Linked DNA regions of Mus musculus: all the other regions are linked to region 3. Evidence: chromatin loops called from intact Hi-C (ENCODE). Cell type or tissue: gastrocnemius. All regions are shown on one strand. Each heading gives the region's core, and the rest is flanking DNA. Links, peaks and the distances in the headings are about the cores only. Region 1 overlaps Phex (phosphate regulating endopeptidase homolog, X-linked). Region 2 overlaps Phex (phosphate regulating endopeptidase homolog, X-linked). Region 3 overlaps Sms (spermine synthase).

Evidence for each region. A loop is a pair of places that touch in the nucleus more often than their neighbours do. Peaks named below come from ENCODE experiments on the same cell type or tissue, not always from the same donor. Only the 100,000 strongest peaks of a DNase experiment are listed, where the experiment ranks them.
Region 1: it touches region 3 in a loop (3-fold over the local background); 2 of 42 quality-filtered maps call a loop at or near these places.
Region 2: a loop joins it to region 3, with 2.7 times the contacts of the local background. A loop is called at or near these places in 2 of 42 quality-filtered maps.

What each region holds. Positions count from the first base shown.
Region 1 is chrX:157,324,227-157,334,713 of GRCm38, reverse strand. The region is part of intron 11 of Phex (phosphate regulating endopeptidase homolog, X-linked); the gene reads left to right. Among named protein-coding and RNA genes, the nearest start is that of Gm25795, 30 kb to the right of the region's middle. In gastrocnemius, for the core only: no CTCF peak of the experiment used is centred there; DNase peaks (open chromatin) are centred at 4,692, 5,846 and 6,239; H3K27ac peaks cover 57 bases.
Region 2 is chrX:157,304,903-157,315,389 of GRCm38, reverse strand. Phex (phosphate regulating endopeptidase homolog, X-linked) reads left to right here. Exons shown (of 22, transcript NM_011077.2): 12 at 4,420-4,521. Among named protein-coding and RNA genes, the nearest start is that of Gm25795, 11 kb to the right of the region's middle. In gastrocnemius, for the core only: a CTCF peak has its summit at 7,850 (motif pointing right); DNase peaks (open chromatin) are centred at 7,666, 7,918, 8,233, 9,205 and 2 more places.
Region 3 is chrX:157,450,014-157,460,500 of GRCm38, reverse strand. Sms (spermine synthase) reads left to right here. Exons shown (of 11, transcript NM_009214.4): 7 at 85-174; 8 at 4,393-4,507; 9 at 5,588-5,667. Among named protein-coding and RNA genes, the nearest start is that of Gm24281, 25 kb to the right of the region's middle. In gastrocnemius, for the core only: CTCF peaks have their summits at 1,649 (motif pointing right) and 5,846 (motif pointing right); a DNase peak (open chromatin) is centred at 5,861.

The sequences.
Region 1 (10,487 bases), core at 758-8,757, 130 kb after region 3:
TGAGTCATCTTCACAACAGGGTTGACCTAATGGCCTCTGGTTGATATCCCTTGACATTCCTGTTATCTATTGTAGCTGAGAGGGAGCAAATGATGCATTTCAAAGTTTCTTTTCTAGAGGGAAAGTGACTTCTTTCTTATCCCTGTCTGCTGCCTTAGCTCTATGCCTCTCCCAACCCACTGATCTACTAGGACTGCCTTCTTTTTCATGAGTCTCTCTCTCTCTCTCTCTCTCTCTCTCTCTCTCTCTCTCTCTCTCTCTCTCTCTCTCTGTGTATGTGTGTGTGTGTGTAATTACACACTACTGTTTCTTTATGGTTTTCTAAGTGCAAGTATACCTGGGTAAATGCAGGCACACTGACCCCAGCCCTTATTCCTTCATTCACACAATTATTGGATTTTAGCCAATTTAATTAGCAATGAGACAAACAGGATATAGAAAAAGAGAGTCTTTCAACACAGAGCCACTTAAAGGGGCAGGGGTGGGGAGAACAAATCTTCTGCCATTCAGAGAATGGGACAGACATGTTAGCTGCAAGTCTTGCTTGTATGGTACCTAGTGGACTGGCCAGTGGAGTGACGGAAAGGATATGGGAGACCTCTTTTGATCTTTGTTGTCTTTGTGGTTTGATGTAACACTATAGGACAGAGCAAGGATATAAACCCTGTGTATAGGTTTAAATTTCCTGGGGATTATGTTTTTTGAAAGCTATAGGCTGGAGGCTGGTGAGACAGCTCAGTGGGTAGGAGCACTGACTGCTCTTCGGAAGGTCCTGAGTTCAAATCCTAGCAACCACATGGTGGCTCACAACCATCCGTAATGAGATCTGATACCCTCTTCTGGTGTATCTGAAGACAGTTACAGTGTACTTACATATAATAAATAAATAATTCTTTTAAAAAAAGTAATAGTCTGGTAAGATGGCTCAGTGGGGAAAGCTCTGTCTGTGTAAGCCTTAAGATCAGAGTTCAGTAAAAATTTAGCATAGCAGAAGCAGGTGAAAGTAATGTAATTTTAGTACCCTACTCCAATGTAAAGGTTTGTTGTTTCACCGTGCCACCAGAGGGGAGGTTGACATCAGGCATTTTCCTTTTTAGTGTTCTCTTTTACTTTTCTGAGAAAGGGTCCCTCAGTGTACCTAGAGCCTCACCAATTTGGTAAAACTCCCTGCCTGGCAAGCCACACCTATCTAGTGCTGGAAGTTTAAGCACAGATAGACACTAGCAGCCTTGGGAATGTGAACTCCGGTCCTTATTCTTGCACAGTCGGCACTTTGATCACTTAGCCATCTCCCCAGTCCATAACTGCTACCTTACATGCACAGGGAAATGCCTTAGATTAATGTTCATAGAGGTCACATGAAGAGTCCTAGGAAAGTAAGGAATAGAAATGATTTTCATGATATCTGGTGCAACAGTCATGGTATAATTAAATCTAGTGATGAAGATTATGGTAGCAACATTAACTGGGGTTTAACTATATGTCCAGTACTCTTCTAAGCACATTCCAGATGTGGAGCCATTTATCATCAATCTTGTGATTACTATTAATGTTTCCACTTTCCAGATGGACAAAGCTGAGGCTTGGAGTGTATACATAAATTCCCCCAAAAGCATGAAAATTTCGTAGGTTAGGTCTAAATCCAGTTAATCTGGCATAAGTCCATGTTCTATTGTGAATTAGGTTTCTGTTAACTATAATTAACTTTGGAAATAATTAGCTTACATAAGACAAATGTCACACACACACACACACACACACACACACACACACACACACACACACACACACAAACACATAGCTGTGGTGCTTCCAGTCTGTGATCAGGTGGCCCTATTGCTTTTTGACCTGTGACAATACAGCCTCTCATTGAAGATGCGTGTTGTATAACACAGCCCTTACCTTATAGACAGGGGGTAGGAAGAGGAAGGTGCAGGGATCTGATGAGTTAAGTATCTCGTAGGTCCTATACAAAGGCTCTACCATGTTGGGATAGCACCATCTTGAGGGCAAGCCTTTGGCACGCAGACATTTTAGGGCCACATAAAAGCCAGACTAGAATGTATTGGCTAGCTTTTCCCTGAAAGATACCTGTGTCAGCATCAATTTCTAGAATGGGGAACTCAGAGACTTCACAATGGCTTTTAAAATTCAATTTAATTTAATTAATTCAAACTTGTTGGAAGCACACTCTAACAACAATAAGATACAAAAGCAAAAGGCACCCATTTTCCATTTCTTAGATTTTTAGAGGCTGAAAACAGAAGATGTTTTGTTTCTAGCATTTCAACATTTTAAAGAAAAAGGCAGTAAAACCTAATTGAAATCCAACTAGTTGAATTCCATTTTTGTATTCATATGTTTCTCCAAAGAAAGAGGCAAACAATAAGAAACAAGAGGACCGTCAGAGCTTTGATGTAAAACAACACTGTAGGCATGTCTTTGGTTTAGTCTGCATACCAAGCTCAATTTACAGTATTTTCTACATATACAATTCTAATGAATGATTTCTAATATTTGGAACAGTGAACCAAGACTATACTTTTCAAAACTTTTTTTAAAAATTACTTGCATTCCATAGTTACTAAGCATAAATGTGGACATACATATTAAAGAATAATATATTTATTGTGATGAATTTTTAAAAGAAGTTTTTCCAGTTTCTAGAAAATTCTAGAAAAGTCAGACATTTTGGCTAAGCTGAATTTGTTTGTTTATGTGTTTGTTTTGTTTTATTCTTCCTTCATATCTTGTTTATTTCTTTATACGCACTATGTACTCAAATACCCTAACTTCACTCATGCATTTCAGATCCACCAGGCGGTATTTTTTGCTGTCTGCTCATGTTTTCTGCTTTTAATCACACAATAGATCCCATCAAAGGAAAACAATAACACAACAGTTTTTGTTGCTTGTTAGACTAATAAGGGCTTCTTTATTTACCTTTTTAAAAATGTATTTTTGTTTATCTGTATGTGTGTGAGCCTGTTTGAGTCTGTGTATCACATGTGTAGGGGAGCCTGTTGGGGCTAGAAGAGAGGGTATTAGGTCCCTTGAGATTGGAGTTTCAGGCAGTTATGAGCTACCATGCATGTGCTAGGAACCAAAGCTGTGTCTTCCACAAGAGCGATAAGCACTCTTAACTGCTAAATTAATCTCTGCAGCCCCACAACAACACCAGGCTTTGTTTAGAACTACTGCAATAGGCATCATCTCTCTTGCTAAAGAAAAAAAGGAGCTGACACTCAACCATGCCTGTTAGCAAAGAAACCAAGAGGTTTACAGCCAGTAAGCCATTAGATGGCAAAGTTCCAAGAGAAGGGACATGGAGAGAAGGAAAATCTTAACTGAACTTATTCTTGCCATAGGTAGGCCAAGGTAGCCAGATATTAAGCACAGGGAGATCTGATACTGGGAGTGATGAGACTTTGAATACTGAAAATTCCTTTTAACTCTGTTGAGCAGAAGTTTTGCTCAAAGTCGGCAAGGCAGGTCTGGTAAGCATAGGATGGGGGTGGGGGCTAGGGAGGAGGGCAGTGTTAAGATTCAACTGAAAAAACGGCTCATAGGAGACTGACTATAAGTTTGGTCAAAGGGAGAATATTTGCCAGTTCTCAAATGGAAGGTAAATGGACTCATTATACTTCATATTTAGATGATTAGGGGAAGAATATGAGTTTTATTCATTGCTTAGAACAGTTCAGTTCTTGTACTCTAGAAGTTTCCACCCCGCCCCTCCAACTAGTAAAGCCATAGATGACCTACAGATGACTACAGTGTCTTCTATTTGTCTGAGCTACTCTCTTTTTGAACAGTTCTGGTATAATTCTTAGCCTAAGAATGGAATTCTCCTCCTACCTCATACTGATTCATCTGGTGTTAAAGACTTAAATATCCACACGGGTCCAATTGCAGTGGTAACTTTGAACTTGAAACCTCCATATAGTAGGAGCTCACCTCATCAGTGAGCCAAGATAATTGAATTGATGTGCTCCCATTAATATTCTTTAAGTTCTTTAATTCCCTTGTTCACCATTTCTCTCAGTGGTTGAGTAAATGAGATGTAACTCTAACGCTGATGGCAGAAGTCACCTGAAAGTCAGTGTCATGCATAAAAGCACTGCCCTTATACTCAGTGGTTCTTTGTTCCCTACACATGCAGTGCTCATGCCAGATGCTCTCAGGAAGATCATTATGCAGAAAAAAGGTTCCTTTGAACACAGATTATGCACAGAATAAATACTCTGTCAACCGAGTGTCCTTGCTTAGTCCATCTAGCAAATAGTACCAGCTAGCGACAGGGTCAGTGTTTAGAGAAACTCTGCTGAAGACCTGTCTGAAGTAGAGAAAATGAAATGAATTGGGTTTTAGAATATTAACCTTGCTGCACTGGTATCTCAAAATCAGTATCTACTTTTACCAAGTTGGGAAAAATAGTTAACCTCTTTGAACCTATTTTCATATTTCTAAATTGTCCACGAGTGTCTGTTGCTAGAAGAATGCAGTGTAACAATTACTCACAGAATCAAACTGGCATTTAGCAAAAAGCAATTACTTGTGGTGCATCTGGAGTCCGTGGTGGTCCCCTCTACAGATCTGCTGATTTTGGCTGTGCATGCTCAAATGTCTGGGGGTTGGCCCATCAAGATTAGTTTTGGCAGAAGTGACTGAGACAACTAGGCCCTGCTCCATGTGTCTTCCTTCTATCATCTGTCTAGCCTGGGCATGCACCCATGGTGATGGCAGAGGTGCAAGTGAGCAAGCAGAAGCACGTGAGGTCTCCGGACTTTCAGGCTCAGAACTGACATAAAGGCTGTGATGCTCAATCTTCATTGTCATCTTGACTAGATTTAGAATCACTCTAGAAACACCCCACTGAGAGAATATAGATTTAGCTGAGGAGGAAAGACTCAAGTATGGATAGCATCATTCAATGGACTGGGACCCCTGGCTGAATATAAAGAAACCTTCATTGTTCTGTTTCCTGACTGTGATAAAATGTGACCAGCTTCCCCATAGCCCCGTTGTCATGTCTTCATCACCATGATAACACCAGAGCCAGTGTCAACCCTTCCTCTTTCCCCCTATTTTTTGGCCAGGTATTTTATCACATCACTCAGACAAGTAGATAATAAAAATGCCATGAATACATCCTGTTGACCAAAGCAAGCCCAAAGTCAGGACCAGAAGAGCTGGAACTGTTAGTGAAACAATCTAAAGCCATATAGCATAGGTTGTGGGTAAAGGAAAGGATGCAAAACTAAAGCTACAATTTCAGATTATCACAGATAGAGATAAAATAGTACCTGCCTTTTTGGTTTGGGGGTGAGGATTAAATGATATAATCCTTATAGTTGGGGCAGTACAATCCATCATGCACAGTAAGTAGCCAGTCAACGTTAGCACATGTTTCTTCTGTGGGTCATGCCTACCATTAACAGGAAAGGTAGAATTTATAATATGAAAATTTTGATATAGGCTGTGGAATCTTCTGCATGCATATCACCTCTTTCTAATCTATCTTGGACTGAGAGAAATACAGGGACTTTTGTCATTACTAGGCCTCCATTGATTCCTGCCTAAGAGCTTTCAGTTGGAGTAAAACCCTGTTTCTTTTTTTAAGAAAAGACTTTTTTTTTTTTTTAAAACTTATGTGTATGTGTGTGTTTCTGGGTTAGGACATGCACATGCATGTGGGTGCCTGTGGGGGCCAGGAAAGGGTGTAAAATCCTCTAAAGCTGGAGTTATGAATGTTTGCTAGTAGGTACTGGGAACCCAACTGTGATCCTTTGCAAGAGCTGCATGTACTCTTAACTGGCAGGCCATCTTTCCATCCCTGCAATAAAGATCTTTTTAATACCAATGGCCTGGCCACATCCCAGAAGCTGCCCTATCATTTAACATTAGTTTGGCTCATAGCAGAATCTCAAGAAACTACTCAAGGAGCCAAATATAATTTTTATAACAGATCCAGGTTTCACAACTCTCTATGGGCTGAATCTTGTTGCAGTAAATATTCTCAGACCCTAGTGTTGACAACTCACTTATGCAATCTTTGGTAAAAATGACATCCAGCAAAAGAAGTAATTTAGATAGCTCATTGGGAATTCTTTTGAAATAAGTGTGGACATTTATTCTTGGCTTTGGCCTTGAATGTCCTGCCATGATTGTGACACATTTGGCCCACTTTTCACATTTGTTGTCTACAACTTGGGATAGCATGGGACAGTGTTGCTCTTGCCACATTTTATTGGTCACCATCTGGGCAGGCAAATTGGATCATAACTCTGCAGTGCAAACGCCTGGGACTGGAGATTCAGTTACTGCAAGAAAGTATTTGTGCCTTAATCAGATGTGAATATGGGGAATAACCAAACACATTTACTTTCCGGGAGAAAGGGTGTAGTTATCAAGAGCTGAGCCATTAGGATGACACAGTTAACTTATAAATATTATTCTAGTTTCTGATCCATTCCCTCTGAGAGTGGCAAAGTGGCAAACAGGACATGATAAACTATAAGATAGGAAAGCGCTTGTATATTCATATTCAATGAAAAGGATATTCTTCCTGTTCCTAGCTCAGTCCTACAGCTGTGTGACTTTTAGCATGAACGGACATGCTAAACTCTTATGCCACCACACTAACATGCTTTATAGCATTACTTGGGCCCAAATAATGGGATATTATTTTTTTCTTTTTCCAACATGTTTAATGGCTATGCAAGTTTGCTAGTCCTGACAGTGTGATATGATTTATTAGCTCACTTGGCTGCCAGAAACCCCGGCAGTTTCTGTGCTTAGATTTTTTTTTGGCTTAGCCACTTGTTCTGCTTCCATCGTAAGTCCAGTTTTTACTTATTTCAATGACATTATTATATTTTTTATCAGAAGCTAATTCAAACTCATTTGTATAAATATTTATAGCCTAATGAATCAATTAATATGTAATATTTATGAATTCATTTAATGTTTGCATTTCTATTAAGATGAGTTGCCCTTTCCTGAGAATATGCCCTCTACCTTTTTAGTTAACTATGAACGCTAATAATAATGTCCATTCTTCCTTTTCACTAATAAAGTGCTTTGAAGTAGTTTGATGTAGAGGAATCATTCTCTGTTCTACTTCAATAGTATATGGAGATAGAGATAGAGATAGGGATAGGGCTAGAGCTAGAGTTAGCTAGCTAGCTAGAGATAGATGGACACACACACACACACACACACACACACACACACAGAGAGAGAGAGAGAGAGAGAGAGAGAGAGAGAGAGAGAGAGAGAGAGAGAAAGGGAGAGAGATATGTAATTTTTTATTAGGTATTTATTTCATTTACATTTCCAATGCTATCCCAAAAGTCCCCCACACGCTCCCCCACCCTCCCACTCCCACTTCTTGGCCCTGGTGTTCCCCTGTACTGAGGCATATAAAGTTTGCACAACCAATGGGCCTCTCTTTCCACTGATGGCCAATTAGGCCATCTTCTGCTACATATGCAGCTAGAGACACAAGCTCTGGGGGTACTGGTTAGTTCATATTGTTATTCCACCTATAGGGTTGCGGATCCCTTTAGCTCCTTGGTTACTTTCTCTAGCTCCTCCATTGGGGGCCCTGTGATCCATCCAATAGCTGACTGTGAGCATCCACTTCTGTGTTTGCTAGGCCCTGGCATAGTCTCACAAAAGACAGCTATATCTGGGTCCTTTCAGCAAAATCTTGCTAGTGTCATCGTTTGGAAGCTGATTATGGGATGGATCCCCGGATATGGCAGTTTCTAGATGGTCCATCATTTGGTCTCAGCTCCAAACTTTGTCTCTGTAACTCCTTCCATGGGTGTTTTGTTCCCAATTCTAAGAAGGGGCAAGGTGTCCACACTTTGGTCTTCATTCTTCTTGAGTGTTTTGCAAATTGTATCTTATATCTTGGGTATTCTAAGTTTCTGGGCTAATATCCACTTATCAGTGAGTACATATTGTGTGAGTTTTTTTGTGATTGGGTTACCTCACTCAGGATGATGCCCTCCAGGTCCATCCATTTGCCTAGGAATTTTATAAATTCATTCTTTTTAATAGCTGAGTAGTACTCCATTGTGTAAATGTACCACATTTTCTGTATCCATTCCTCTGTTGAGGGGCATCTGGGTTCTTTCCAGCTTCTGGCTATTATAAATAAGGCTGCTATGAACATAGTGGATCATGTGTCCTTCTTACTAGTTGGAACCTCTTCTGGACATATGCCCAGGAGAGGTATTGCGGGATCCTCCGGTAGTACTATGTCCAATTTTCTGAGGAACTGATTTGCAGAGTGGTTGTACAAGCTTTCTTTTTTTTTTAATTAGGTATTTTCCTCGTTTACATTTTCAATGCTATCCCAAAGGTCCCCCATACCCACCCCCCCATCCCCTACCCACCCACTCCTCCTTTTTGGCCCTGGCGTTCCCCTGTACTGGGGCATAGAAAGTTTGCAAGTCCAATGGGCCTCTCTTTGCAGTGATGGCCGACTAGGCCATCTTTTGATACATATGCAGCTAGAGACAAGAGCTCCGGGGTACTGGTTAGTTCATATTGTTGTTCCACCTATAGGGTTGCAGTTCCCTTTAGCTCCTTGGGTAATTTCTCTAGCTCCTCCATTGGGGGCCGTGTGACCCATCCAATAGCTGACTGTGATCATCCACTTCTGTGTTTGCTAGGCCCTGGCATAGTCTCACAAGAGAGAGCTATATCTGGGTCCTTTCAGCAAAATCTTGCTAGTGTATGCAAAGGTGTCAGCATTTGGAAGCTGATTATGGGATGGATCCCTGCATATGGCAATCACTAGATGGTCCATCCTTTCGTCACAGCTCCAAATTTTGTCTCTGTAACTCCTTCCATGGGTGTTTTGTTCCCATTTCTAAGAAAGGGTAAAGTGTCCACACTTTGGTCTTCGTTCTTCTTGAATTTCATGCGTTTGGAAAGTTGTATCTTATATCTTGGGTATCCTAAGTTTCTGGGCTAATATCCACTTATCAGTGAGTACATATTGTGCGAGTTCCTTTGTGATTGGGCTACCTCACTCAGGATGATACCTTCCAGGTCCATCCATTTGCCTAGGAATTTCATAAATTCATTTTTTTAATAGCTGAGTAGTATTCCATTGTGTAAATGTACCACATTTTCTGTATCCATTCCTCTGTTGAGGGCATCTGGGTTCTTTCCAGCTTCTGGCTATTATAAACAAGGCTGCTATGAACATAGTGGAGCATGTATTCTTCTTACCGGTTGGGACATCTTCTGGATATATGCCCAGGAGAGGTATTGCGGGATCCTCTGGTAGTACCATGTCCAATTTTCTGAGGAACCGCCAGACTGATTTCCAGAGTGGTTGTACAAGCTTGCAATCCCACCAACAATGGAGGAGTGTTCCCCTTTCTCCACATCCTCGCCAGCATCTGCTGTCACCTGAATTTTTGATCTTAGCCATTCTGACTGGAGTGAAGTGGAATCTCAGGGTTGTTTTGATTTGCATTTCCCTGATGATTAAGGATGTTGAACATTTTTTCAGGTGCTTCTCTGCCATTCGGTATTCCTCAGGTGAGAATTCTTTGTTCAGCTCTGAGCCCCATTTTTTAATGGGGTTATTTGATTTTCTGGAGTCCACCTTCTCGAGTTCTTTATATATATTGGATATTAGTCCCCTATCTGATTTGGGATAGGTAAAGATCCTTTCCCAATCTGTTGGTGGCCTTTTTGTCTTGACGGTGTCTTTTGCTTTGCAGAAGCTTTGCAATTTTATGAGGTCCCATTTATTGATTCTTGATCTTACGGCACAAGCCATTGCTGTTCTATTCAGGAATTTTTCCCCTGTATCCATATCTTTGAGGCTTTTCCCTACTTTCTCCTCTATAAGTTTCAGTGTCTCTGGTTTTATGTGTTTTTTTTTTAATTAGGTATTTTCCTCGTTTACATTTTCAATGCTATCCCAAAGGTCCCCCATAACCCCCCCGCCCCACACGAATATCCAGTCTTCTCAGTACCATTTTATTGAAGAGGGAAATGTATGTTTTGGCCTTTTGTTGGGAATCAGCTGGCTTTAGATGCATGGGTTTATTTCTGGCATTCCTGTTCTGTTCCATTGGCTTGTGTGCCTGTTCTCATGCCAATACCATGCTGCTTTGCTTATGTGTTTGTTGTATGTCTCAAAATTAGATATTGTGATGCCTTCAGCTTTGCTCTTTTTTCTCAAGATTATTTGAGATGTTTGGGGTCTTCTTTGTCTCTGTATTAATTTCAGGATGGCTTTTGCTAGTTCTGTAAAAAAAAATTAGTATTTACCCAGAAATTATTTTAAGTCTGCAAATAATTTTGAGTATCATGGACATTTTAGCAATATTAATTATACCTCTCATGGAAATGGGAGGTCCTTCCAATGTCTGGGTTCTCTTCTTTCCTTAAACACAGAACTATACTTTTCATTGTAGATGTCTTTTACTTCCTTTGCTAATCTAGTCCCA
Region 2 (10,487 bases), core at 1,282-9,281, 150 kb after region 3:
CCACTCACCAGTGATCTCAAGATCCTTGTGTGCTAGGGAGCCTGCAGCGTGGAGAGTCCTCTGGGGACCTTGGGGCCCTCCACCGAGATTACCCTGAAGATAGTGTGGGGGTAGCCATGTGCAACTTTCTATTGTCTGATATAGGATATTATGATTCAATTCATGGGGTACAAAGAGTGAAAAGAGTCTATTTTTAAATACTCATTGTTGAGAAAGAGAGCTAACCACTGCCATAGACCAATCAAATGAACTGTATTTTGAGTGTTGATTGAGAAAATCTGAAACAAATGCTTTACCTAGAGGCCCCTTAACTTGAATGTTGCAGATTTATCACAGTAATATTTTAGTTAATTCTTGTATGTTACAATTTGGTCTCTGACTCTAAATAAACATTTTGTGTGCATAACTTAACCTGCTGACTCCTACTTTAAGTGATTTCCATTAATGCTACGTGATGGCTTTTGGGGCACTAGGTCAGGGCTTGAAGAAGAAATATTATTTCTCTCTCCCACTTCATTTGAAAATTATGGTAGGCTTTTGCTGTCCCAGGGTGTACAATTTGACTAAAGATAATGTTATTGTATGATTCTGTCCAGTGATAAAAATCAAAAGTGTTCTAAGATTTATCTTCCTGGTTCCAACATGCTAAAATCATTATCTCATTTGCATTGGCATGCCAACCAATGGCATTAATCATCTTCAAAGATTTCTCTTGGTCTGAAAGTCTGTTAGGGTAGTTCAGTATTATGTCACAGAAAATGTTATAGAATAAATCCATAAAAGAAAGAGAGGGGGGAAAGATGGGGGTTCTCAAGGACAAAGAAGGACCAAGTGTGGCAAGAAGTGAAGTGATTTGCTTACATTTTGACATTGATGAAAGCCACAAAGAGAGTGAGTTATCAAAGTATTGATTTAAGGTAGACAGAAGCGGGAGGGGGAAAGGAATGCCACATAAGAGTAAACTATTTGTCATTCTTCATTCAGACAATGAGCCGAAATCCATTTGCCATTTGCTGCAGTGTATTTCCACTTGGAATGCCAATCAGCAGGGTGCAGAGAAAGAGCTTGAAAAACCTATGGAAAATTCTATTCTTAAGCCTTTAATACATTTGATAGTCATTATAATACCTTGGAGTGGCTAAGGCAGCTTCTATGAAAGGGGATAACATTTGAAATGTAAATAAAGAAAATATCTAATTTTAAAAAAAGAAAAGAAAAAAAGAAAACAAGCTGCTTAGCCTGATTTTATCAAATAGTGTATATGTCATTAAAATGCCACTGAAGACAATAAATGACCTCAAAATTTATTGAAGGAATCTAAAAAACCAAGAAAACAAAACAAACCAGAAAAACAACAACAAACCTAATCGCCAGAGATCCTTTTGGCCTGGGCAGTGTTTATTTTGTCTCATTTTGATTGTTTAAAACATAATGAAATTTTAGTTTTAATGCAGTTTACTTCAAAAACCTATTTCCTTGGGGAGATCAGCTCTCTGCTTAGTTGTTGGATGCTTCCCACCCTTATTGACTGCATGCTGGCTAGGGTATAGAGAGGAAACCTTTGATTTCTCTCTTTTGTTATATGTGAAAGGCCCCTTTCTCTCAGAGTGCTCAACCTATCAGGATGTCTATGGCCATGCGTGAAGGGATAGAATTTTTTTTTAAAGACAAACCCTTGTTTTACATCTTGGCCAGATTTCACCGAGAAAAGCTACGATTACATGCCCTCTACTCCGGAGATTCTTATGACATTTCATCCTTTCTTCCTCTCATAATCCCGCCTTACATCTAAGATGAATCTTTCCACATAATCTTTGGTTCTCATCTCCCACTCTGTCTTCTCAGAAACCTTTTATGGCCTTTGGCATAGTTTCAGTCTTCTCCTTCTTCATGCATCCATTGGTATTGGAACACAGAGAGCAGCAGCAATGCCAACAAAAACATCAAAGTAAACATTGCACAGTCCCAAGCCTCAGCCCTCTGGGTTGGGTTAATCCCTATGTCTCCTCCCTCCCTCCCTCCCTCCCTCCCTCCCTCCCTCCCTCCCTCCCTCCCTCCCTCCCTCCCTCCTTCCCTCCCTCTTTCCCTCCCTCCCCCTTTCCTTCCCTTCCTCCTTTCCTCTCTTTCTTTCATATCTCCTCTACTGGCTCTATAAATTGGTTGTCTAGAAGTTCATGTACTCCTCATCACACTATGGTTCAGCTCTCTCTCTCTCTCTCTCTCTCTCTCTCTCTCTCTCTCTCTCTCTCTCTCTCTCTGTTTCCCTCCTAGAGAATGTGAGCATATCTGCTACGTTGTTCTTGCCTGGATCCTGAGAACTGATCATCTCCCTGATTTTTCTCACCTTTCCATATGCCATTACTTATCTAGTTCTATTTCTTTGGCTACTAAATATGTCAACTCTACGCACCTCTTTCCATCCCTGGTATCCTTCCCTGGTTTAGGAATATGGCCTTGTTCTTTCTGCATGCAGGTAATATGCTAGGTTGAAAAGCTTACAAGATTTAAGGGTGGCTTAATTTGCTACGAGCAAAAGATGTAGCCTCTAGGAGGCTCCATGTCATTTCTGTACCTCTCTTGTCCGACTTCCTGTTAGAAATGGTCACTTCTGCTTCTGACTCTTAGTTACATTCTACTTCCTTGGCATTTTCTTCTGATTCGAATCTTTTTGACTTCTAGAAGCTCTGTACTCACAGTTGTCATCTAGGTTTTGTGGTCAAAGTCTGGCTCTGGCTTTCATTAGCTGTCTGAGATTACATAGGTCATCATCTTCTAACTTCCTTATTTGTAAAATAAGTGGCTTCCTGAGATGCTCATGGGGTTTAATCTTGTCTGTACATAGGACTCACCTGTGGAGATTTTAAAACTCCCACTTCCCAGGCTGAACTTTAGACTGGTGTCACTGCTGTCCTAATGCCTGGGTGTGAAAATTATATATTTATTAATTTGTAATCACTTTTAAAATCAGGACTTTAAAAGCACTCCTTTGAGATTCCAATATGCACACGACAGTGGCAATTATGACTTAATTACTTTAACGGGATTATTTTTCTTCCATCATTTCATGTTCTTGTCACGCCTGGATCCCAACTTGAGCTTTCTCTTTCTTTTAGTGTTTTTACTAAATTGGAAGAAATAGCTGTGAAGCTCCCCCTTCTCCATCTGCTGTTTGTTCTTATTTACATACGGTGGAACTTAGCCCACTGATTTACAGCTCTGCTTCCCTTACAACTGTTATTGAACTGAAAACATAACTGAAAACTTATTAAACAGAGAGAAATTATTTTGAGGGAGTTTTATGCTGACAATTCCTTATAGAACAAAGTGGGTGTTTGGAAAGAATATTAACAATTGACCTATAGCTTCATGATCTCAAAAGTAAAGATAATCCTGGAACCAGGCTCCAGCGTTTGATTTTTTTTTTTTTTTGGCTATACCATTAAGGCAGTCAAGGCAATGTGCAGGTGAATAGGGTTCTGAGGTGTGCATCCAAACACAGCAGGGTTTCCTCGTGCCCTTGCAGCAACGGCTCTCTTTCCCCAGTCTCCTCATCCCTGTTATGGCCCAGCAGAGGTTGTCAGCAAAGAAAATATATTCTTAACATGGATGTGATCTCATTCTTTAATGTCTGGGGAAAGGCCTTTCAGAAAACTTCTATTCTACAGATGCTGCCTGTACCCAGCATTCTAGATCTGAATAAGACATTGCTGGGCTGCAAGGGAGGAGAGAGAGCAGTAGGAAGGGAATAGATGATAACTAAGCATTTGGTTTCACTACTGGCCCTGAATTTAGAGAGATTTGGGGGTCTTCACATAAATCTGATTCATGTTGGCATGATGTCCTTTGAGGTGCTGTATATCCCAGCATGATTCTCTTTTTAAACAACACTTCTTTCAACTGTTGCTCGCTTTTTTTGGCAATGTCTATCTGAAAAATCACAGACTGTGCTTTTGCCTGGCACTCTCTGGTTCTGATAAACTCTGTCTCTGTCTCTGTCTGTCTCTGTCTCTGTCTCTCTGTCTCTCTGTCTCTCTGTCTCTCTGTCTCTCTGTCTCTCTCTCTCTCTCTCTCTCTCTCTCTCTCTCTCTCTCTGTGTGTGTGTGTGTGTGCAAGTGTGGTGTGTTGGAACTAGGGATAGAACCCAGGGCCTTGCACTTGTTAGGCATACACTTTTTCATTGAGCTACACTCCTCAGCTCTTATTAAATTATGGAACTTGTACTGTCACCACCTTGCATCATCTGTTTACAGAGCCCCCCCCCTCCCAAAATAATGTCAGAGCATGAAATTGAACTGAAAGAAACACTGCCCCCCCCCATTTTGAACCTTGAAGTAATTTTCTTGTAACCTGATTCAGGTCAAGGAAACCTGGGCTGAAGTTTCTGGCTTTGACGCTGCTTCTTTGGGTATTTTCTAATAGATGGAAGAATTGATTGAGGGTGTTCGCTGGGCCTTCATTGACATGCTGGAGAAAGAAAATGAATGGATGGATGCAGGGACAAAAAGGAAAGCTCAAGAAAAGGTAGGACTTCTTTGGATGGAAGAAAAAAAAACCCACTGTTTAATGGATTTTCATGCTCGATGTTGACTGTACAGTTTATTTATTTATTTTTATTGACTGAGCTGTTGTTTCCAAATGACCCCAGAGGTAGGTGTGTGCTTTTGGATGAACACATAGATTTCATCACCAGGAGGTAACAGAAAATAAGATCTGACTTATTCTTTCCCTAACTGCATTTTCAAATGCCATGTAATTCAGCCTTTGTTTTACTCCTAATTGCAGCCTGTAAAAGCCACATGGCTTTCTGCCTAGTGAATTTTGCTATAAACCATCATTGGATATGGCAGAATGTCGAGCAGTGGGGAGCCACGGGAAGCAGCTGGCAGAAGGGCCCTCAAGTTGCAAAGGAAAAAAAAACCCATATTGTCCATGTGTCTTCTCCATTTGTGCATGATGTGTGCAAATGTCCTGAGGCAAATATTTTCCTGTAGTAAAGCACACATCTACTTCCTAAGCCAGCGTGTTCCACAAATGGCCCAAAGGGCATGCTTATAAGGTATGCATGAGTGATAGACCATGGCAGGTACTATAGACACTTGGTAAAAATTCTCTGATGGTATGCAGCAAAATACAGGAATAAACAGGGCAATTCTGCATAGCTATATCGTCTACAAATAAATGAGGGGGTCCACCTTGAGTTGGAGATATTCTTCTGGAGCTGAAACTCAAATGGGCAGGGCCAGAGCATGCCTTTACCATTTCGCCCGAGATTCTACTCTGTAACTGAGAGACTCTAAAATTAGGAACACTTCTTTGTAGACAAAGTTTTGAAATCTTTCTGATGATAGCAGTCATCAATGGGACATGGACATGCAAGAGCATGCTGGGCACCTTACTGGCAAAGACTACTTTAAATCAGAAGTCTATATACTTGTGATTTTAGCCATACACATCTCTGTCTCTCTCCCTCTCTTTTTAAATTCTAATACTTTATTTTGTATCCAAAAGCATGTTTTTAAACATCCCCTAGTGTAGGTATAACTCCCAGAGATGATTTTTTACATATTTCAGAGTTGACATTTTTAAAATAAGAAACCAAAGTAGAAATATCTGGAACATTTGAAATTTAGCACAAATTTAAAATCCAGAAATATTTCAGTAAAAGTGTATACTTCCATAATTTAAAAGACAATTTACTTGGTGATGGCTCTTTGAAAGGATGTTGATTTAATATAGTGTTTTTCTTCCTCAAGCTATAGTCATGCATATAGCTACATTGCTTTTCTTTTTTTCTGTGCACCATCTGTGTGATATATATATTTTTTTAATTTGGATATTTTATTCATTTACATTTCAAATGTTATCTCCTTTCCTGGTTTCCCCTTTGCAACCCCCCCTATTCCATCTCCCCTCCCCCTGCTTATATGAGAGTGTTTCCCCATCCACCCACCCCCTCCTTCCTCCCCCTCCTGGCATTCTCCTACACTGGGGCATCAAACCTTCACAGGACCAAGGGCCTCCCCTCCCATTGATGCCAGATAAGGCCGCTTCAGCTTCTTCAGTTCTTCCCCTAACTCCTCCATTGGGGTCCCTGTGCTCAATTCCATGGTTAGCTGCAAGCATCCATATCTGTATTAATTTTTTAAAAGATTTTGATTATTTAAATACATTTTATACATCAAACATATTAATAATATTTAATATTTTGAGAATCAAATAATACATTAAAATTGTTCAACTTTTATATTCATATTCATATTCTTTTTTTTTGGTTTTTGAGACAGGGTTTCTTTGTATAGCCCTGGCTGTCCTGGAACTCACTTTATAGACCAGGCTAGCCTCGGACTCAGAAATCCGCCTGCTAATTTCAAGCACAGTGAGAAAAATTATCAATAATATTTCCGGACAGAATAACTATTTTGAGATATATTTCATTGATATTTCTCCCTTTTCATTTCTGATTTTATTAATTTGGATACTCTCTCTGTGCCCTCTGGTTAGTCTGGCTAAGGGCTTATCTATCTTGTTGAATTTTCTCAAAGAACCAGCTCCTGATTTGGTTAATTCTTTGTATAGCATTCTTTGTATATCTGTATTCATACCCATCTCTTAATATTATCATTAGACACACTGCTTTGAGTCATTCCTTACACCAGTAATTTTGCCTTAGGGTCAAGAAGCAAGGAGATTCTCACTGTAGCCTTGTTGAAATAGAATTTCTGGGCAGTCCCCTATCTTCTGGCACAAGTTTTTTGTAGAACCTTGTTTGTAGTAACTCTTGAGATTGAGATACCTTATCTTAGATGTTTTAGTTAACAGGATTGAAAAGGCAGATGAGTATTTACAAAGAAGAAAGACCTTGAATAGTATTGGTGGTGGTCTTGGAAGAGGACAATGAGTAATTTTAAATTATTTTTCTCCATTCAAGATCTGTCAAAGCTGTTTTAGGTCATGTACACCACAGGCTGGAGGAGGTAGGAACATACGGGTTGTGGTGAGACACTCTCCATATGGTAGATGAAACTCTTGGCACCAACACCACATTGTTGTTTCTTGAAGGCTTGGTTAATTTAAAAGGTAGCTTTTGATGTGTGGGGCAGGATGTGTCTTGCATTGAACAGTTGAATGCTCAGTGTACTAGGTGCTCTTTGTTGTAGCTTGAGGTTCTAAACTATCAATTTCATAGGATGACTAGTGTGAAGAGAGGGAGAGAGATGGAAGGAAGGAAGGAAGGAAGGGAGAGAGAGAGAGAGAGAGAGAGAGAGAGAGAGAGAGAGAGAGAGAGAGCTATGAATGAGTGAGTTATGGATATTTGGAAGCTTGTAGTCAGCTTTTCAGAAATAGAAATTAAGAGTACTTCAAGTGCTTGCTGACATTCAGTTAGGCAAAGATTGTCTTGTAGCTGGGTCTTCTAAGCAAATGGTCCATGAGTCCTTCTTTAAGGAAACTATTCTCAGTCCTTCTAATATTAGACATGTTTCTGTTGGCCCTCTGGGTTGATCGCCAGTCTTTTATTTCATTTCAACTAGAACTGTCACTTTTTCCTTCTAAAAGTATTCTTTGAACACTCTGCTTTCTTTGAGCTGAGTTCAATCTGCCAGGAACTCCAGTAGCAGCTCTGACAGGCACAAACATCAAAGGCAGTCGTCCTTCTGGATCTCATTAGGCTCCCCTAGGAGGTATTGTATATTAAGGTTCAGAGAAGTCCCAGTAATGCAAGATAAGAAATGGGGTGTTGTCCAAGGATCTCCAGCAGTTCTCCCAGTCACTGCTAGCCCTAAACCCCAGAATACAAAGATTTTCTTCTCCTAACTTGAATTAACTCGCGATTTTAAAAATGACCTCTAGGTGGAGCTCACAGTACTAACAAAGGAGAGAGAAACTGCAGCCTTTTGTGTGGCTTTTCACTCTGGGATGGTTTTTGAGCCCCCCCCCACCCCCTTTTCCCTTTTGCTTTCCTCAATTTGATTGCCTTTTTAATAGTCAACAAGAAAGAAGAGGCTCTGCCTAATAATTCCTTGAGTCTTAGATGGAAATCTCTATCTCCCTGCTTTGTCTTTCTGATATGGAGAAGCTGCTGCATTAAGAGAGGATTTGCCTGCATTTGAAGTGGAGGTGAATAATTTGCCTTCTCTTCCTGGTATGACTTGGCACTGTTTTTTGGACATGTGCTGTACGCAGTATATCACCCAGGCGGAAGATTTCTCATCAATAATAGTGCCCACACTGGGCTGATGCTGAGTCACTTGGCTACCCATTGGGAAAGCTGGAAAAAAAAATGTTCTGATTTGTGAGGGGCTTAAAGCTTTTCTTTCTCTCACCATGAAGCTCCGGACTGCAGCTAATTAAAGTGCCACCTAAGATGTGTTGACCTCAGCTTTCTTTTGTGACCAAAACTACCAAACTGAGTGATAGGGAGACTCATATTCGCAGTGGTCTGAGGGCCTTACCTCTTGGTTTTTGTGACAGTGACCCTGTCTCAAAACAGAAGTGTGTGAATGGGCTTTGTTGTCCTCTTTGCTAGGAGTGATCACTGTAAAAGATAAATGAGGATGTCTCTGCTTCCTTGAAGGGTAAATTTGTTATCTCTGTCTCCCTGCCTTTTCCTGCTCCTCCCTGGAGAGAGGTCATTGGTACTTTTGTGTTTTGAAACTCACCGTGTTGATTTCAAGTGGAAATTTAATATTGGGAAATAAGCACCCATTTTTATTTAAGATTCTGCATTTCCTGCAAGCATGTGCTCTTTAAAAATATTTTTTGAGGTTATAATATAATTACATCATTTCTCCCTTCCTTTTCCTTCCTCCAAACCCTTCCAGTATCGTCTTTGTCACTTTTTGTCTTTTTCTTTCAGCAAAGAACAAGGATGCCTGCTGTTTTTCTGGTTAATAGAGCCTTTGAATAGGCATATAGTGATAATTGGGTGATTTGGGGTGTCTTCTGGAGGATTTACAGTGTCCGGAACAGAGGAGGAGTCCCCCCAAGGTCACTATGGAAGAGACTCAGGCTGCCTTTGGTCTCCCTGGCCAGTTCTGAGTCAGATGTGAGGAGCAGCTTCCTGAGAGTGGCTCAGACTTGTTCCCCAGCTGAATTAATCACCTAGCTCAGTGCTGGACCACCTCTGAACTGTTTCCTTGTGCGCTTTGCATCTGGGGTCGAAGCTTGTCAGCCCATGCCCAGAGAAAAGAAATACCAGCACGGAAGACCTGGGGAGGCAGTGTCCTGAGGGTGGCATGAGGGAGTAGCTGTGGCCTTGGCCACAGCAGGTACAGAGAAGTTGGCTGCATGTTCCCAACTCCTTAGGCATACGACTCCCACGCACAGGCTTCGAGTGAGGTAGGAAGATTTCCACTGCAGAGAGCAAAGCAAAGTGCACCTCACCTCTCTGCCTTTATCACTAAACTCTGCTAATCCCAGGCACTGCAGTGTGCATAGCATACAGTCTGTACTGACCAGTTAGGACCCTGACTACCACCCTCGGAGCCCATGTTTCTGAGGGTGTGCTTTTCCACCTGAGGCACTTAGGAGCTTGTGAATAGGGCACATTTCCTCACACCTGCTTCAAGATCAGGGGTGGGGTGAGTCCTTACTTCTTCACTGCATCCCTGTCTGACTTCTAACTGCCTGCCCCTTCATTCTGCCCAAAGTCTTTCTTGTCCCTATGGAGTCTACTGTGAGTGGCACTGCATCCAAAAGACTCACCATGCCATCATCCTTCCTCACTGGCCCTTAGCCAACAATTGTTGGAAGGCGGCTAGTGCCTGCCCTTCTTTCTCCTGCCTCTCACATGCCCTATAAATGTTCCTGGGAGCTTACCCCGTGGGCTTGAGCTTTCTGGCAAAAATGCCCTTTGCTGCCTGCCTTCCTTTCCCTTCTTGCTTTTGAAGACCTCTTTCTTTGACCACCCCCCACCCCTTTCAAACACCGTGTGCTTTAATCCTAGTCTCTAGCTCTGTCCCTAAGGAGACCACTAATGAGGACACAACCTCTGCGTTAGGTCCTTTTCTCATGCTTCCCTGCCTTTAAGACAATAGTGCATTTCATTGAGTCGGGTTACCAGCATCCTCTCAGCAAACTCAATGCCACAAGCATTTGTAGCACACCAAGAATGTGCCAGGAAATGGGCTGGGAGCTGCAGATTCTGGAAGGGAGGGGGTGATCAGCTGCAGTTCCTTTTCTTCACGTGCTTTCACATACCTAGGGTGACACAGGGATGCTACGGAGGCTGTGCTGGTGGGGGAGGGTTATTTAATAGAGAGTCATGAAGTGGTCCTGGGGGCCTAGGAAGTGAAACTTTAGGAGCGGAGGCAGGCTGTCTCTCAGGGTGCTAATCCTGCCCCTTCCTCTCTTCCTTTGTCATGACCTTGTTAGCTTATAGGTGAGGCTTCTTCTGAGCTCCCCATCACTTGGTACTTGGAACAAGTGCTCCCAGCAGTGCTCCTCTCCCTTGGTATGTTTACTCCTGCTGCACTACACAGTTTCCATTG
Region 3 (10,487 bases), core at 1,129-9,128:
TTGTTTGAACTTTTATGTTTTAGAGAAGGCTTACTCTTTCAGAATTCTTTGGCACACTCAAATTTTCCTTAAACTGTTTCGGACATTGACCAAATGGTAATTGATGGATGTAAGAAATACATGCGGAGAACATGTGGAGATGTCTTAGACAATCTTAGAGGAGACTGCTATCAGGTAATCCTGTTCCCTTGGTAGCATACTTTTAAATTGACTGAAAATAGACCAGAAGTCATCAATTGGACCTGTACCTTTTGCTATAATTGGTTAAGAAGACAGTCTCTGTGAACTTAGTATCTGTTCATATTTACAGTAGACAGTGTACACATACCGAAAGAAGCCTCTAGTAAAGATTTTATTGTGTTACTTTTTTTTTGTTATTGAGGATTAAACTTGGCCATTCTGAATGCTAGACACCCACTACCACTGAGAGATCTACGTTAATCTTGGTATAAAAGATGTCATGTACTTTTTAAATGATGTAGAATCTACCACCTTCTGCTGTTACCCTGAATAATGTCTTGAAGTCTTGGTCTTTCAGACAGAATTTAGATTTTTAATTGGTAGATGTAGTTGATTAAAATGTTGCAAATAAGCAATTTGTTTCTGTCCTAAATTGTATTGTGCTTGAAAGTTGAGCAACCACTCTGATGTGTGCAGATGCATATATTTCATTGTCATAGACATGAGAGCTTGTTAGAGCAAGATGCCCAAGCAAATACTTAATTGAACAGAATCTGAAATGTGCATCTCCAGATTTATAAGCAATTTGGATGAGTGTTGTACTTTGGGATGTCAATTACCCAGCACTTCTTTCTTCCCTAATGTATGCACATTTAAATTTGAGTTTGTTACAGGCATTTTAATTTGGAGCAGGAATTCTGTTCGCCTTAAAGTGCAGTTGTGATTGTTTCTGCCTCCCATGTGCTGGGATTAAAGGCATGTGCCACCACGCCCTAAAGACTTTCTCTTCTTTAGACAGGGTTTCTCTGTGTACTCCTGACTGTCCTGGAACTCACTCTGTAGACCAGGCTGGCCTCCGAACTCAGAAATCTGCCTGCCTCTGCCTCCCGAGTGCTGGGATTAAAGGCATGCACCACCGCGCCCGGCTTTTTGCTGAACTTTGGTTGAACTGTTTGACACTGAATTCAAAGTTACCATGGCTGACAAAGAACTGGCCAGACCCCCTCCCTACCTGCTGCACTGAATCCCCACCCCATGCACTTATATTGAGAAGAACTGAACTATTAAAGGGAATGGATTCAAGGTTGTGGGGTAGAAGTGCAGAATCCTGTCACCCTGGTTTTGTTGTGTGTACAGATTAATGAGTGACCAGAAGAATAAACCTGGAACATCAAGACAATCTAGATGTTAATAGGGGTGTGGTGGAAATGGGAGATTGACCAGTAGTCGTCTCTTAAATGAGTTCTGTAACTTTTAGGGCACACGTAGGTGGTGTGATGAACCATCTGTGAGCCAGGTGTTCAGCTGTGGGCAGCGAGGGTAAAAGGCTGTATTTCTTCGGGCTTTGGGTGTACAGTTGGCAATGGACTGGAAGGATATGTGACTAAATAGTGTTAAAGCCACCCGGTCTGGGAACTTTGAATAATAAATCACATTGTTTCTATTCAATGAGGATGGCACTGTTGAGTATTTTAGAGCAACCACCAGGGGGAGCCTGGAATTTTTTCCTTTCCTTTCTTTTCCTTTCCTTCCCCCCCCCCCCTTTTATTTTTATTTTTATTTTATTTTATTTTTTTTACTGAGGGTTCTGAAGCTTTCAGGCATGGTGGGAGCCTTGTCTGGGAGAAGACAGATCCACCTGAGCACACATTTGGTTTATGTACACACATATAAAATTATCAAGTAAAAGATGCTAAACTTAGCAACTTATTATTTTAATCTATTATACTCAAATAGAATTTAGCTTAAAAAAATTAAAGGGGGGAATTTTAAGAAATTTGTTATTAGACTATTGAGATGATGTAGTGGGTAAAGGCAGTTGCCTCCAAGCCTCCTGATGACCTCAGTTTAATTAGTAAAACACATACACACACACACGCACACACACACACACACACACGCACGCATGCACTGTAATAAAGTAATGATAAAACAAGTTAGTTATATTTCATAATTTTTTTTTTCCGAGACAGGGTTTCTCTGTGTAGCCCTGACTGTCCTGGAAGTCACTCTGTAGACCAGGCTGGTCTTTAACTCAGAGATGTACCTGCCTCTGCCTCCCAAGTGCTGGGATTAAAGGTGTGAGCCACCACTGCCGGGCTCATAAATAACGCAAAGGAGAAACATAACTAATGATAGTAAAAGACAGAGTGTCAGAATGTTTATCACTCATTCTGAATAATAATTGCTATAGGAGCTAGGGAGACAGCTTAGTTGGTAACAGCTTGCTGTGTAAACATGAAAACCTGAGTTCAATACCAACGCTTACATAAAACTGCTGGGTGTGCGAGTATATAGTGGCATGTGATTATAATCTCCCTAGGCTACTCCATCCAGTCTTAATAGGAATGCTTCAGGCTACTGAGAGACCCTATAAAACCTCAGTTTGACCTCTGGTTGACGCCTGCATGCACATATATACTTGGGTACCCATAGCAAAAGACATTCTAATAGAGGTAATCTACCAAAATACAATAGAAAGTATCAGAGACTTAATTTTAACAGTAAATGCTAAAGTAAAAATTGGAGTAAGTCGAAAAAAGTCATTTTCATTGGAAGCAGGAACCAAATTATGAGTGTTGTGTATCTGAGATTATCATTAATTTTGAAGTCACTAATATAGTAAGATAGGAAGATGCAAGTCATAAAAATAATGAAATAATTATAGGGGATAAAAATGGTTAGAAAAGTCCAAGAAATTTGCCATGCTGATCTCTGTGATTTCTGAGAAATTGGCTCAGTGATTAAAGTTGTGAGTGATTTAGGAAAGATTAATTTTTCTCTCTGTTAAATGCAGAACAGTTTGAAAGGAAATTGGGAGACGTGTGACAGGAAATCGCACTCAAAGTAGTCCGCTAAGTACTTAGAAGTAAACTTAGCAAGAGGTATGATGAGGCCGATGTGCACGATGGGAAGATTTTCCTGAGACAGGAAATGTCGTTAGTCGGTGGAGAGGCGTGACAGCAGAACAGTTTCAGGGGCTTCTCATTTATCCTCCTTCTAAATGGCATCAGAACCCCAAGGGAGTGAGACCAACGAATGCTTTCAAAGTTGCTTTTATTAGAATGAATGTGTAAAAGTAGCCAAGAGAAATTCACACAGTAGTCATTGTGGAGAGAGACTTTTCCTTCTCATTGGTAATTTGCTCCAGGCCCTCTAATCAAATAGGAAGTCAGACACAGAGTGTAGACACATAAGATTTGTGTTTGGGAGCTTGAATTTATAGTATGTATTCCAACACACTCTTAACATATCCAATATGCATTTTATTTCACTTGGGGAAAGCTCTAGTAAGCAAAACTGGCTTAACTGGGCCATCCTCTTGCTTGAAAACGAAGTCAACTAACCCTACAAACCAACGAAAGGGAAAGTTCAGTAAACTCAAGCCCTAGGTACAAAAAACGAAGATAGAAAAGAAAAACACAGCCTTTTTAAATTGGGAACTGAGGGGAGTTAATATGATTATGCTTATAAAGGAATATTAAAGTCAAGGAGTAGAACATAGAGTAATTTACTGTACATGATCAGATGTACATGGTTTCAATTTTAGTAAAGGAAACAGATGTGTCAGGTGAACTTTTCTATGGTGTTGGTATCAAGTCCTGACCTTAGGTTTTCTTTTCTTTTCTTTTCTTTTCTTTTCTTTTCTTTTCTTTTCTTTTCTTTTCCTTCTTTTGTTTTTCTTTCTATTTATTTATTTATTTATTTATTTATTTATTTATTTATTTATTTATTTAATGTAAGTACACTGTAGCTGTCTTCAGATGAACCAGAAGAGGGCATCAGATCTCATTACGGGTGGTTGTGAGCCACCATGTGGTTGCTAGGATTTGAACTTCGGACCTTCGGAAGAGCAGTCGGGTGCTCTTACCCACTGAGCCATCTCACCAGCCCCCTGTTTTTGTTTTTCAAGACACAATCTCTCTGTATAGCCCTGGCTGTCCTGGAACTTACTCTGTAGACCAGGCTGGCCTCAAATTCAGAAATCCGCCTGCCTCTGCCTCCCAAGTGCTGGGATTAAACTCATGCACTATCACTGCACGGCCTGACCTTTTGTTTTTGAAACAGTTTTTGGTATTAACAGAGGTGAAGATCTCTGTTCATGGGCTGGTTCTATGGATTTAAAGCCCAGCTTGCATTTTCCCTTTATAAGTGCTTAATGACATACCCATTTCTGTTGACTCATGTGTCTGATCTTGTTCTCTCTGAAAGGTTCTTATAGAAGACTGTATCCCAGTACTGAAGATGTACGCCAAAGAAGGGAGAGAGTTTGATTATGTGATTAATGATTTGACAGCTGTCCCTATCTCTACATCTCCAGAAGAAGGTAGATTGTGTTCTATGTTTTTAGTACTCTTATATGTGCATGCTCGAATGTGGGCACACGTGTGTATGCACATTCATGTGCATATGTGAGGCCAGTGGTCAACATTGAATGTCATTAAATTATATTCCCTCTTAATTTTTTGAGAAAGGGATTCCTACTGAGTCTAGAACTTAAATCAAGTAGGCATTACTGTCTCTACTTCCCCATAGCTGGGAATGCAGACGGGCCTTACCGTGCCCAGCTTATATGTAGGTGCCTCAAAGCCTGCTTCTACAACAAGGCCACACCTACTAATAGTGCCACTCCCTCCAGGCCAAAACACAGCTTATCCTACAAAAGGTGTAAGAGTTTGTTCTGGAATGAACTATGAGCAGCTGTGGTCAGGGAATGTGGATTCAGGTTAGTGTAAGACTGTGTTCCAGTGTGGTAACGGTGTCATGGTTTTATAATTGTAGAACAAAAGAAAGTCACAAATCAAGGATTTTTCACATGCATTGGTGGCCACGTTAGGTGGGTTACAGTAATTCTGTTATAGAATTTGAAAGCTGTCTGAAGACATTCTTAGTTTTGGCATTGGTTGAAGCTAGATTGTTCCTCACTCAGGCTTTTTTATTTTTATTTTTTATTTTTTAAGAATTTGAGCTCCTCCTTTGTGAGCAGTCTTTGTTATTTACCTGTGAGTAGTACTGGGGATGGAACCCAGGATCTCCTGCAGATGAACAAGCTTTTCACCACTGAGCTACACTCCCAGCTCCTATGTTAAGTCTTTATTGGTGGTGTGATAAGTTTTAAATAGATGTGCACTTGATTTTGACCTTGGTGTTTGCATTGGTGTGTGTACAAACCAGCTATATGATTGTACATTATTATTCATGAACAACCTTTCAAGCTCAAGGTTCTTTAGATATTTTTTTGTATTTTATTATTTTTTTCAGTTAAAGTCTCATGTAGTGCAGGGTGACCTCAAACCTACTATTTAGCCAAAGATGGTCTTCAACTCGATCTCTTCTTTTTTATCACTATGAGTGGATATTTGATACATGAAAATCATATTTATAAAACAATCTTTTCCACATCCAGATTCCACATGGGATTTCCTCAGACTGATTCTCGACCTGTCAATGAAGGTTCTGAAACAGGATGGAAAATACTTCACACAGGTACACCAGTCAGTCTCCACCCTCTCTCCCTGGATTGTCAATAAGAATCAATATTGGCATGTTTGACTGCATGTTCTTGAATTTCACCTATGGCAAGAACAACGTCTTTGAATTGTAGTTGGTTTCTGCTCTGTCATCTTTTGAGATCATGCTGATTTTGTTGGCCCTGGCTGCAGTATGAGACTGCACCAGCAGGTGGAGACACAGACTGTGGTTTGTTGTTGGCTTTGGTTTGGTTTTGGTTTGGTTTTGTTTTCCCTTCCTTCCCCTCACTCATTAGGCTCATCTCTAGGGAAAAGCCCATTTAGCAGCACACTCTTGAAGCAGCCTTGCCACATCAGACTAATGTGAGCTGCAGATACCACATAGAAGCAAATTTTTGCTTCATAGTTCTTTTCATTTTTTAGGGTATAAGTTTGTCTTTGGTAGCTCTATATAATAGGTAGTTACAAAGCATATTGTAGCCGGGCGTGGTGGCGCACGCCTTTAATCCCGGCACTCGGGGAGGCAGAGGCAGGTGGATTTCTGAGTTCGAGGCCAGCCTGGTCTACAAAGTGAGTTCCAGGACAGCCAGGGCCATACAGAGAAACCCTGTCTCAAAAAAACAAACAAACAAAAAAACAAAACAAAAAAAAAAAACAAAAACAAAAAAGTTGTATTTATTCCTAAAAAGTGACCTACTAATTGTTAACCCAGTCTCATTACTTGGTACAAAAAATACTTAATTAATGACCATGTTCAGCTCTTATTCTCTGGTCTCTGAATTCTTCTGAGTTTTCTTCAGAATATTCCTCAGGAACACACAAACTCTAGCCCTCCCCTCATTTTTAATCTGAAATAAGTTTACTATTTTGATTACAGACCATCATAAGCAGATTTCTGTTCTCTGTCCTGTGTCCACAATCCCCACGACCTAAAAGGACTTTATCTTACAACCAATTTTATATATTGATTTCTCAGTAATTCATTCCATTAAAGTGTATGTTTTAATTTTACTAAATAGTCCATGCTCCTCCCCTCCCCTCCCCTCCCCTCCCCTCCCCTCCTCCCCTCTTCTTTTCTTTTCTTTCTATGTGGATGTTTCTGTGGGTATGCACATGTGAGTGCAGTTGCCTGCAGAGGCCAGAGGTTTCAGATCTCCTGGAGCCACAGGTCCAGGGGCTTGTGAGGCTCCTGTACTGGGTGCTGGGAACTGAATTCCATTCTCCTGCAAGGGCAACAAGTGATTTGAACTGCTCAGATATCTCTATAGCCCTGGTACAATTTAATGGACATAATTACTCCTTTCCTCCAACTTCTCTCATGTACACCCCCCTCCCTCACTTGCTTTCCCTCAAGTTCATGGTCTCTTTGTTGTTAGATACATACTTATCTAATATACATAGAGATAACACACTTACATACATACACATAAATAAACAGTCTATATGCTAGTTGCATATATATGTTTTCAGGGTTGAGTGTTTGTTATTGCATAAATAATTGGTGTGCTCTTTCCTATGTAAGACTGTTTTCCACTTTCATTATTTCTTAGTTCTTTGTTTAGAATTTGGGGCCCCATGAGATTCCCCCTTTCCCACTATCATGTCTATTAGTGCCATCGTCATTCAGGTGTTGTTTCAACAGCCACATTACTAAGGTATCAGGGGTGACACAGTTGTGTCACAGTACATTTTTGTCTGTCTCTTAAAATCTTTCTACACCTTTCATTTTGTAATATTCCCTGAATCTTAGGTTCAGGAGCTGTATTGTAGATGTATCAATTAGGCTAGTATACATTTTTAACTTGCATTTAATTTTTTATTTATCTATTAAAACATAAAAAATGATCAAAGAGTTACCATGTGATGTTTACCTACATGTATATATTATCTAATGTTTAATCAGGCTAAGTACACATGTCCTCTTCTGTATATATCAGTGTGTTTGTGGAGAAAACACTCAACTTCTTCCTTGTAACATTTTGAAATATACACTGTACAATCATTAGCATAGTCAACCCTATACTGTGTAATTTCGTGGCAGAAATTTCCTATTGAACTGTTACTTAGAACCTATCGATGAACTTCTATTGATTATTGGTCTATTTAAATATCTAGATGAGGTAGCGGTCGGTTTTTTCCGGAGGAAGTGTTTATCTGCACACTCTAGTTTATTCTGGCTATTTCATGGGATCTGAGAATAATGCTGCTGGAGAGAAGTTAGAATACCGAGACACTGAAAGGCCTAGCTTGTCCTGTTTTCCTCCTCTTCCCACTGGGAGCAAAGCCTGTGCATGCTTGCTAGCTTAAGGCAGGGTATACACACAGTTCCAAGTGTGCGTGCCTGTTCTGTTTGTCACTTCTTAATAAACAGCCTGTTTGTTTTGTGCTCCAGCAGCAGTGAGGATTGCTGAGGAGGCCTCACCGTCTGTGCTGTCTAAAATGTGGTCTGTCTGGCCCACTACAGAGGAGGTTACAGGCCTCTGTTTTATATAGGATATTGATGGTGGAACCTGCTCAAACAAGGCAGTGCAGATTCAATGACTTGGGCTTTGGGGAGCATACTTACTGTAGAAGTTCCCCTCAATTTCCACAACTAAAAGAAAGTCTCATGCAGTTTAATTGAGGAAGCATATGAGGCTCTACAACCAAATAGAGCCTTGCCAGGACTGGCTGAGGGCATTCTGGCAAAGTTCACTTAATGTGGAACCTCACCGTGCTTTATTATGTGCAGCAGAGCGGGGAGAAGTTAGCTAGACTACATAGGAAGGAGGTTTCTGCTTGGTAGGTTGCAGACATCTGGGAGGAAGAAGTTGTTGCTAATTTTGTATACATGGATCAGTCACTAGCACTCAGACCCCTGAAGGAGATGTTTCCATCTCTGTGAATCTCGCCTGGGGAAGGCTTTTCCATTCCCATGGGAGCAAGGCATGCCCATGTCAACAGTACTCATTCACCCAGGACTTCACTCAATACAGAGCTTCTTCTGTTTCAGTACAGAGACTGAAAAAAACCTGGGCATGATGACATCTGCCTATAATCCCAACTATGTGGGAGGTTGACGCAAGGGGATTTAAATATGGATGCTCTGTAAACCAGTCAGTTTAGAGTAGATGAGAGATGGCATTAGAAAGAAAGTATAGTAGTTTTGTTCTTTGCCTGCTATGGAGAACTTGTGTGTTAGTGTGGGCAACTAATAGAAGTGTTCCACAAGAGTATAGCATGTGCAAATACTAATGACTCAAACTTTGACAGTGTGCTTTTATGAACTGTTTCTTTCTTAACCCTCTAGATCACAAGTTCAAGGCTATGTTCTTTGCTAACAATTATTCAGAAGACATCACTGTTGAGAATGACATACATTCTGTTTTCTAATTCGCTTTCATTGGATATAGAAAGTGATACTGTTTTGTGATACCCTTGGGATTTGTCTTGTGTTTGGCTATATGTGTCACACACTGAAATTCACATGGACTAAGGAGCATAAGCCTTGCAGGAAATAAGTCACCACTATTCATTCATTCATTCATTCATTCATCCACTCATTCTTTTTTTTTTTTTTTTTTTTAGTATAGAGTTTATTCAGGGAGGGAAGTTAAGAGAAAGGCAAAAGAGGGAGAGATTGGAGAAGTAGAGGCAGGCCATGACCACATGGAGAAAAGGGTGGAGGGAATGGGGAGAGAGGCTGCACAAGAGGGAGAGGCAAGAGAGCAATAGGCAAGAGAGAGGGGCAAGAGTAAGAGCTCATTCATTCCTTATGATGATTTCCTGCCCGCTAGACAAGAATTCTACCTCTGACCTTTTATAGTTTATACCCTTAGACTATGGCTATGGTTTTATCACTGCCTGGAGACATGATAACTCTTGATTCTTGCCTTCTTCTTCTGCCCTTGGCTGGAATGTGTAACAGAAAAATAGAGAAGGTTAATAATGGGATGAGGATGTTATGTGGTGATTTGCAAAAACTGAATGTTCCCACCACACATTGCTGTGCCACAGTGGCAGATTTGTGACATCATTGGTATCACCCCGGGGGCTTGAAGACAGCCTTGTTATATCACAGAACTTCGGAGTATGCATTTTTGAGAGTAGAAGTAAGGTCCCGGGACTTGACCACCTACCTTCTGTCTCTAATCCCCTTCTTAAATCCCCCTACTGTCTGTTACATACAAAAATGGGCATGTAACACTACGGTGAAAAATGAAGCAAACTCTTGACCATTCCCATAATAATGAACTGTTCGTTATCAGTACTTTTTAGACATGTATAATCCACACTGAAAGTTACTGCTTTCTGGAAGTAATCCATTAGTATCATTTGAAAATTTTGTTTTTTATTAGGTGTTTGTGAGTATGGGTGCCTGTGGAGTGCAAAAGGGGATATTGAATTCCCTGGAGCTGGAGTTAAGCATTTGTGAGCTGCCTGATATGAATGTGGAAAACTGAACTCCGAGGTCTCTGTACTCCCTGTGTGTGTTCTTTTTTATTTTTAAATTTTATTTATTTTATGTATATGAGTACACTGTAGCTGTCTTCAGACACACCAGAAGAGGGCATCAGATCCCATTACAGATGGTTGTGAGCCACCATGTGCTTGCTGGGAATTGATTCAGGACCTAGGGAAGAGCAGCTAGTTGCTCTTAACCGCTAAGCCATCTCTCCAGCCCCTGGTGTGTGTTCATTCATTCATTCATTCATTCATTTATTTATTTATTTATTTATTTATTTATTTATTGTAAGTACACTGTAGCTGTCTTCAGACACTCCAGAAGAGGGAGTCAGATCTCGTTACGGATGGTTGTGAGCCACCATGTGGTTGCTGGGATTTGAACTCCTGACC